Linked DNA regions of Homo sapiens: region 2 is linked to region 1. A link is a contact called in ENCODE Hi-C or POLR2A ChIA-PET data. All regions are on one chromosome and are shown on one strand. The core of a region is the stretch at or near the end of the contact, and the rest is flanking DNA. Distances in the headings are between cores, read along the strand shown.

Region 1 (3,513 bases), core at 714-3,213:
CACAAGATGGGCAAGGGCTGACCTCATCTGGGCCATCAAAGGAAGGGCTCCCTAAGCGTGGCCTGTGGGCCGAGAGTAGGGAATTCCAAGACCAACAGCCTATGCAAAGTCTCTGAAGCCGGAGAGAAGGTGCACAAAGAGACGGAAACCCAAAAAAGGCCAACATGGCCAGCCCACAGGCAGCCAAGGGGGCCAGTGAGAGCAGCTAAGGAAGGAAAGGTAGGCAAGGTTCCGCTCTGGCTTGCAGGCTCTGTGCACTAATGTGTTTGACCCTCATTCAAGGAGCATGAATTAACTGGCATTTGCTTCAATGGCTATGTACAGCATTCTGCCTCAGTTCCCTGGGCCCTGAAAGAAATGGCAGTTGGCTGGGCACAGTGGCTCACACCTGTAATCCCAGCAATTTGAGAGGCCAAGGCGGGCGGATCCCTTGAGCCCAGGCGTTTGAGACCAGCCTGGGCAACATGGCGAAACCCTGTCTCTACTAAAAATACAGAGATTAGCCAGGCATGGTGATGCCTGCCTACGGTCCGAGCTACTTGGGAGGCTGAGGCGGGAGGATCACTTGAGCCTCAGAGATGGAGGCTGCAGTCAGCTGTGATCACACCACTGTACTCCAGCCTGTGTGACAAAGTAAGACCCTGTCAAAAAAAAAAAAAAAAAAGGTAATAGCTCTTTACCTTTAATAGCTCATGGAATGACTCTCAAACCAAGAAATTTTTACTTAATCCTTTTACACGAAACAAACTGGAAAGAACACAGAAACTTAATGATTTCTACACTAGAGTCTAATGAGGAATAAGGCTTTCCAAGGAAAAACAGGCAAAGCACCAGAGGTGAGGTGCAAAGGGCTGTGGGCGCTGAAGGAGCGATGGGGAAGCAGGAGGCAGGGTCCTTCTGATCCAAGCCTCAAAGAAAACGGATCAAGACAGGGAAGGCGCAAGGGGCTTCCAGAAGAACGCGGGTTTAGTGTGGGATGCAGGGTTTTTGTTCGTTTTGTTTGTTGTTGTTTAGCAGAGAAGATATGGCAGAGAAAGCTCGAGGTTGAGGCCCCTTTAGCAAGGGCTCTGTGCGCCCAGCTCAAGCGTGCAGTACTTAGTTTAGCAGACAATGATGCCTCCCTGAGGACTTGGGGCAGGGGCTGGAAGGTCACAGCCCTTCTGGAAAGAGCAGCGAGGGTTGGAAGGAGGTCGTAAGTGACTGGATGAGGGCTGAGAACAGGAATGCTGTTGACAGCAAGGTGGTGGTACCAGGCTCACTCTCTGCTTCCTGAGTCTGCAGAGCAGTGGAGAATCCCGCGCGGGCACCCAGGGTGGCTACGGCAGCTAACAGCTCGGACCCGTCACTGTGGGCATGGCCTGGCGCCCTGACGTGCCACACCACGGTGCCACCCTCCCTTTATTTTCCACATCAACCGTCTGGGTGTGGGGGCTGCTCAACAGGACCACGACCTAAAACCTGGAAAGACGGCTGGCCTGACTCCGCGGCTGCTGCGCCCCCAGCAGGCGCGGACCGCCGGGCACCCCTTGTCCCTCCATCTTTTCGCCACGCGTTGAGGTCGACCCCAGGGAGAGGCGGTGACCTCGGCGCCCGCGCCTCTCCGGGACAGCCTGGGGCTCCACGGCGCGCGCCCTGGCCCCGGGTACTTTAGGGAGACGGGGATTACCATGGCGATTCTCAGCCGAGCAGGCAGGCGTGGTGGACTCTCCCGATCCCGAAGCCCTTAGCATCCACCGGGGCCGCTGCCCCCAGCGCCCGTTCCCCTAGCACCCCCGGCCCCTTCTCGGCCCTCCTCAGGGAACCGCCACGGGCCCAGCCTCACTACGCCTCCCCGCCACGCCTCGCTGGGAGGAGCGCGGCCGGCTCGGGAGGCAGCCAGCCGCGGAGCCGCCTGGACGCGAGGCACCTGCTTGCCCCACGCGGCACCTAGGCCGCCGCAGCTGTGGGCGCTGGGCCGGCGTGCGCCTCGGGGGCGGGGCCGCGCGCACAATCACCGGGCGTGGGGCAGGGCCTCGCCGTGGTTACCGTTGCCAGGGCAAAGCGGCAGCGCGCGGAGGGTGAGCGGAGCGGGGTTCCGGGCTTGCGCGCGCGGGATGGGCCGTCACCTAGTACGAGGCCGACCGCGGCCTCCAGCGCCCGGAAACCCAGTTCGGCGCTTTAGCGTCTGGGTTTGGGCTGCCGGAGCGGCGGGCGCGGGGCGAGGGGGCGGGCGCGGGGCGAGGGGGCGGGCGCGGGGCGAGGGGGCGGGCGCGGGCGGCGCTCCCACTGGGGTGGCACTGGGGTGAGAGCGCAGGCTAGGCCCGCTCACTCGGCCAACCTGGGAGAGATCATCGGAGAAGCTCTTTTGGGAAACGAGCATAAGGACTGTGACGGTGAAGGGAGAATATCATGGGAAATGTTTGCAAAAGAGCCGGATAAAGAGAGTAAGGGCCCGAGAGACTAAAGGGGTGGGGAGGGAGTTCATGTGCAGGTAGGATTGGGCGAGAAAGGTACAGTAGGTACAGTTTTGCCTCCAACCTTGCCAGTTCCAGCCTCCCTCCCTGCAGGTGAAGTCTACACTTCGGGTGGTACGACTCATTCTTTTTTATGACTGGTCATTCCTTTTTTTTTTTTTTGAGACCGAGTCTCTCTCTGTCGCCCAGGTTGGAGTGCAGTGGCGCCATCTCGGTTCACTGCAACCTCCGCCTCCCAAGTTTAAACCATTCTCCTGCCTCAGCCTCTTGAGTAGCTGGGATTACAGATGCGTACCACTATGCCCGGCTAATTTTTGTATTTTTAGTAGAGATGGGGTTTCGCCATGTTGGTCACGCTGGTCTCGAACTTCTGACCTCAGGTGATCTGCCCGCCTCAGCCTCCCAAAGTGCTGGGATTACAGACGTGAGCCACTGCCCGGCCTATCATTCCTTTTTATTCAACAGTTATTGAGCATCTGCCACGTGCCTGACACTCTTCCAGGCCCTGGAAATTGAGCTCTGAATGAGGCAAAGTCCTTGTTCTTTTAAGGGGTGATTTGGGGGAGGTGGTCGTGGCTGAAATGGAGGGCCTGGCAGACATTAAAAGTGATAGGGACAGTATGGCATATTGCATTAAATTGATGTGACCACTGGGTGCTCTTTTAGATTGGTGACTGGGGAAGGCCTCTCTGAGGAGGTGACGTTAAAACAGATCTGGATGACAAGGAGCAGTCAATTATGCCAAAATTAGGGACAGGGGGAGGAGGCTAGACCAAGAAGCAGGAGTAGGGTCCTGGAAGGCTCTGCAAGGATGTGGTGTTTTGTTTGCTTTCTCTTGAAAGACAAACTGGCTTCCAAAGAGGACTGTTTATGTTCTAGGTTCTCTTACATATGCTTTCCCTAATCCTTCATTAACAGAGCAAACCCAACTTCCAGCTACTTTTAATATGTCTGTGAGTTTTTCTTATGAGTCCATATGCCCTGGATATGGCAAATTCTCCTGCCCTCCACCTGCACTTTCTTCTCTTCTTGCGCCTGTCTTCATCCCTGGATGGGGCTG
Region 2 (3,513 bases), core at 395-2,894, 100 kb after region 1:
AAGCCAGAGTAAATACAATAATCTGCCAAATAGTCATTATATTGAAGTAAAAGACAATGAGAGGAGAAAGGCCAATTGTAATTCGCGCAGCCAAACGACCCTCCCCGTGACATATCTACTGTATCAAAATATACAGCAACTAACCGAGGATTTTCTTATGGATTGGTAACTTGTAGTTACTAGGCCACTAGATCTTGAATCTACTATAGGTATTCAGAAAGCCTAAAGGGACTTTAAATATATTCAGTCAAGACTTAGTTTAAATAAACAGCCTCAGTTTACACAGCCTCTTGAGAAAAAAAAGAAAAATAAATCAATAAATGGTCAGATAATTAAGTCTCCCTGTCAGAACAATGGTTTATAAAACTGTATTCCTTAATCCTTTTCTTCTCCCAAAGTATAGGCACTCTCCCACCCAAAATATCAGGCAGCACTGTAGGGTTTTGCCTAGCACAACCTCACACTCTGTACAAACCAAATTAAAAATAACCAGGGAACCGTGCAGCATGTAGGTGTGCAAGCATGCCTCTGAACAGCTCATCTATCACTATTTCAGGTTGGGATTAAAGATAAACACAACGCTGTGCCCACTGGAGCTTTCATCAGCAGAGAAAAGCTTTTGAATTATAAAACTAAAGAAAAACCAGCTTAGAACATTGTTAGGCACGAGGCTGTGACACTTCAGTCCTTCCCTAGGCTGTCAGAAGTGTTTAGCAGGACTCTGCAAATTGTTATACCCATCCTCCTGGAAAGTCCCACAGAACTGGGTTGCCCTCTGCTGACATGCACCCATCTTGCAGTCTCATCAATTATCAACTCTACTATAAGTGCCAAAACTGCCATTCTGGACCCCAGAGTACACAAAATCCCCAACCTCATGTCTACCACCTGATCTCTTTTTTGCTTTTGCTCTTGCTGTTGACCTATTTTCTCTCACTCAAACCTTGCTTGAGAACCAGGATCCAAGTTAGGACTCTCATCAAAGCTCTTGTACTTGCTCCATACTACAAGTAGAAACCCCCAGAACAGATGCCCCAAGAAAGCAAAAAGCTCTTCTGAGTTTCTCTCTCCCATTCTCCATGTATGGAATCCCTGATGAAGTTTTCCCTTCCACAGAAAAGATAAGAGACAAGAGAGATTGAACAACTGGAAACTCTGTGTTGTAAGTTTCACTATTCTTATCCACTAGAGACAGTAGTTGCTGTCTCTAAGATTTACTTAATGAATGCTGCCCATAATTCTCACCATATAAATCTACTGCAGAAAATTATTGTCATCAGGAAATCTTCCAGAGGTTGGGAAGCAAGGAGAAGTACTAAATCTTGACAGAATCCAAACAGGTATGGGTCCTGTTTTCTGGGGTGACAACTGTTTTTGTCCTTGTCTTACTCTCTTTATTAACCTTCCTAGCAGTTTGTGCTGGTTCTACAGTTTGTAAAAGTTCTCCAGGTATAATCCTAATGTCCTCCCTGGGTTCCTGACTTTAAAAATCAATGTTTTATTCCCAGGAGAAACCCCCTGGCATATCTGCTTCAGCATCTGTCAGTCACACTCCCTTGTGTCACTATTAAAACTGTTGGAATGAGCTGACTCATCTTACAGCCACTGTCAACTCTGCTCCCCCACCCCTTTAGGATATGAAGCTCTAACCCAGCTTCCTCAAACAAGCCTGGTGCAGTGTGACCTGGATCACAGAATTCAGAAAGAAGCTACTTCTCTGCCATGCACCAAGTGAGGCCTGCTCTGCAGCCTTCAGCAGCAAGCAATGGTTGGACTAGAGCTTCAGGGATTCTTTTCTCAGTACATTCCCTAATTTCTGCCCCCTCCCCCTAGGGGAGAGGGCAGAATTATTTGCAAAATAGGAGCACCTTATACTTTGTGTAGCTTTTTTGGGGGGGGGCACTGGGATGGGGGCATGGTTTCACTCTCTCACCCAGGCTGGACTGCAGTGGTGTGATCTCGGCTCACTGCAACCTCCACCTCCTGGGCTCAAGTGATCCTCCCACTTAGGAGTCCCAGCCTCCTAAGTAGCTGGGACTACTACTACAGGTGCATGCCAACACATCCTGCTAATTTTTGTATTTTTTGTAGAAAGCCTATGTTGCCCAGGCTGGTCTCGAACTCCTGGGCTGAAGTAATCCACCTGCCTTGGGCTCCCAAAGTGCTGGGATTACAGGCCACCACACCTGGCCCTTTGTGTAGCTTTTTGCCTCTTTGCAAATCTAATGTGCTATGAGGCTTCAAGACTTGATCTTCTAAAAAATAAAACAAAAATAAAAATGAAGCAAAAATTAAAACCCTAAAACTTCATCTCGTCTTTTTTAATGTGGGGAAAGAATATAAAGAGAAGAAATTTGAACTTGTAAGCTCTTCAGGTTTACTATAAATTCATTATATGAATATTATTTTTATTTTTTTTCTAGTCCTGACTAACATTACAAGTATATGGATTCTAGAGAGAAGGCTAAGTATCTCCAGAGTTCTGGGGTGGTTTGTTTGGGTTTTTTGGTTGTTGTAAGGGGTGGGAAGTAGGCAGTAGCAGGGGATGGAAACTCATTACTATTGTTTTTTAACCAGCCACATGTGAATCCTGGGCAGTGCTTTAATGTTTCTAATGAATATAAATGCTTCCAACATTAGAACCAATAATTAAGGCACTCTGAGGTTATAAGAGCTTCAATACTCTTGGGGTACCCGTAGCATAAGAATCTAGTTCTGCTGGAAACCCAGGTATATCAGATAGAAATGAAGCCATTTTCCTTCCTTCTTGTTGGGAAACCCTCTCCTAGGCCATAACCTCCACCCATCCCCATTCCTGACCCCTACAGAATTGTGTTAGCAGAAATCTGACCCACCATGTTTGGCTGCCAGCCCTCCACATTCACACATCTATCGATACACCACCAAAAGTCATCTTCTGACTCTCCCTTCCAGGCAAAAACAGGAAATCCTGGGAAAAAAAGGAACAAAGGGAAACCATTAAAGACCAAAAAAGGCTGACCCCCTAATTTTAGTGAGAAGATTCTGGTTTTTCCTAATTTCCAACTCTCTCATTCTGCTATACTCCTTGGATTGACATTCTTCACTGATTGGCGTTGCCTTCAGCCCCTTTATCCATTCCTTTGTCTTTGTTGGTCATTCTGCTCTTATTAGCCCAAGGAGGACAAGCAGAATGGACAAAAGTATGACAGTTGTTTAAAATGTAATGAAAGGGGGCCAGGTGCGGTGGCTCACTCCTGAAATCCCAGCACCTTGGGAGGCTGAGGTGGGTGGATCACCTGAGGTTAGGAGTTCAAGGCCAGCCTGGCCAACATGATGAAACCTGTTTCTACTAAAAATACAAAAATTAGTTGGGCGTGGTGGTGCATGCCTGTAATCTCAGCTACTTGGGAGCCTGAGGCAGGAGAATTGCTTGAACCTGGGAGGTGGAGGTTGCAGTGAGCCAAGATCGTGCCACTGCACTCCAGCCTGGGCGACAGGGCGTGACTCTGTCTCAAAAAAAAAAAAAAAAAA

What was found. Hi-C counts contacts between places; a loop is a spot of excess contacts on that map. ChIA-PET counts read pairs that join two places held with the same protein, here RNA polymerase II (POLR2A). Pooled maps may share reads with other maps.
Region 2: a pooled map shows a loop between it and region 1 (2.1-fold over the local background). The contact joins the enhancer-like site here to the promoter of SMKR1 in region 1. A Hi-C loop is called at or near these places in 1 of 50 pooled maps. POLR2A ChIA-PET finds 5 or more read pairs at or near these places in 4 of 52 experiments (BJ, H1, HEK293T and 1 more).

Annotation. Positions count from the first base shown.
Region 1 is chr7:129,500,981-129,504,493 of GRCh38, reverse strand. It overlaps SMKR1 (small lysine rich protein 1), which reads right to left and starts at 1,963. Exons shown (of 2, transcript NM_001195243.2): 1 at 1,667-1,963. The coding sequence starts at 1,669. RefSeq lists silencers at 1,815-2,154, 2,215-2,264.
Region 2 is chr7:129,399,727-129,403,239 of GRCh38, reverse strand. AHCYL2 (adenosylhomocysteinase like 2) reads right to left here. Exons shown (of 17, transcript NM_015328.4): 6 at 2,856-2,950. Among named protein-coding and RNA genes, the nearest start is that of STRIP2, 33 kb to the left of the region's middle. Within about 2 kb of position 1,644, at least 4 of the 41 ENCODE cell types and tissues checked have a DNase peak (open chromatin) inside an H3K27ac peak, as active enhancers do.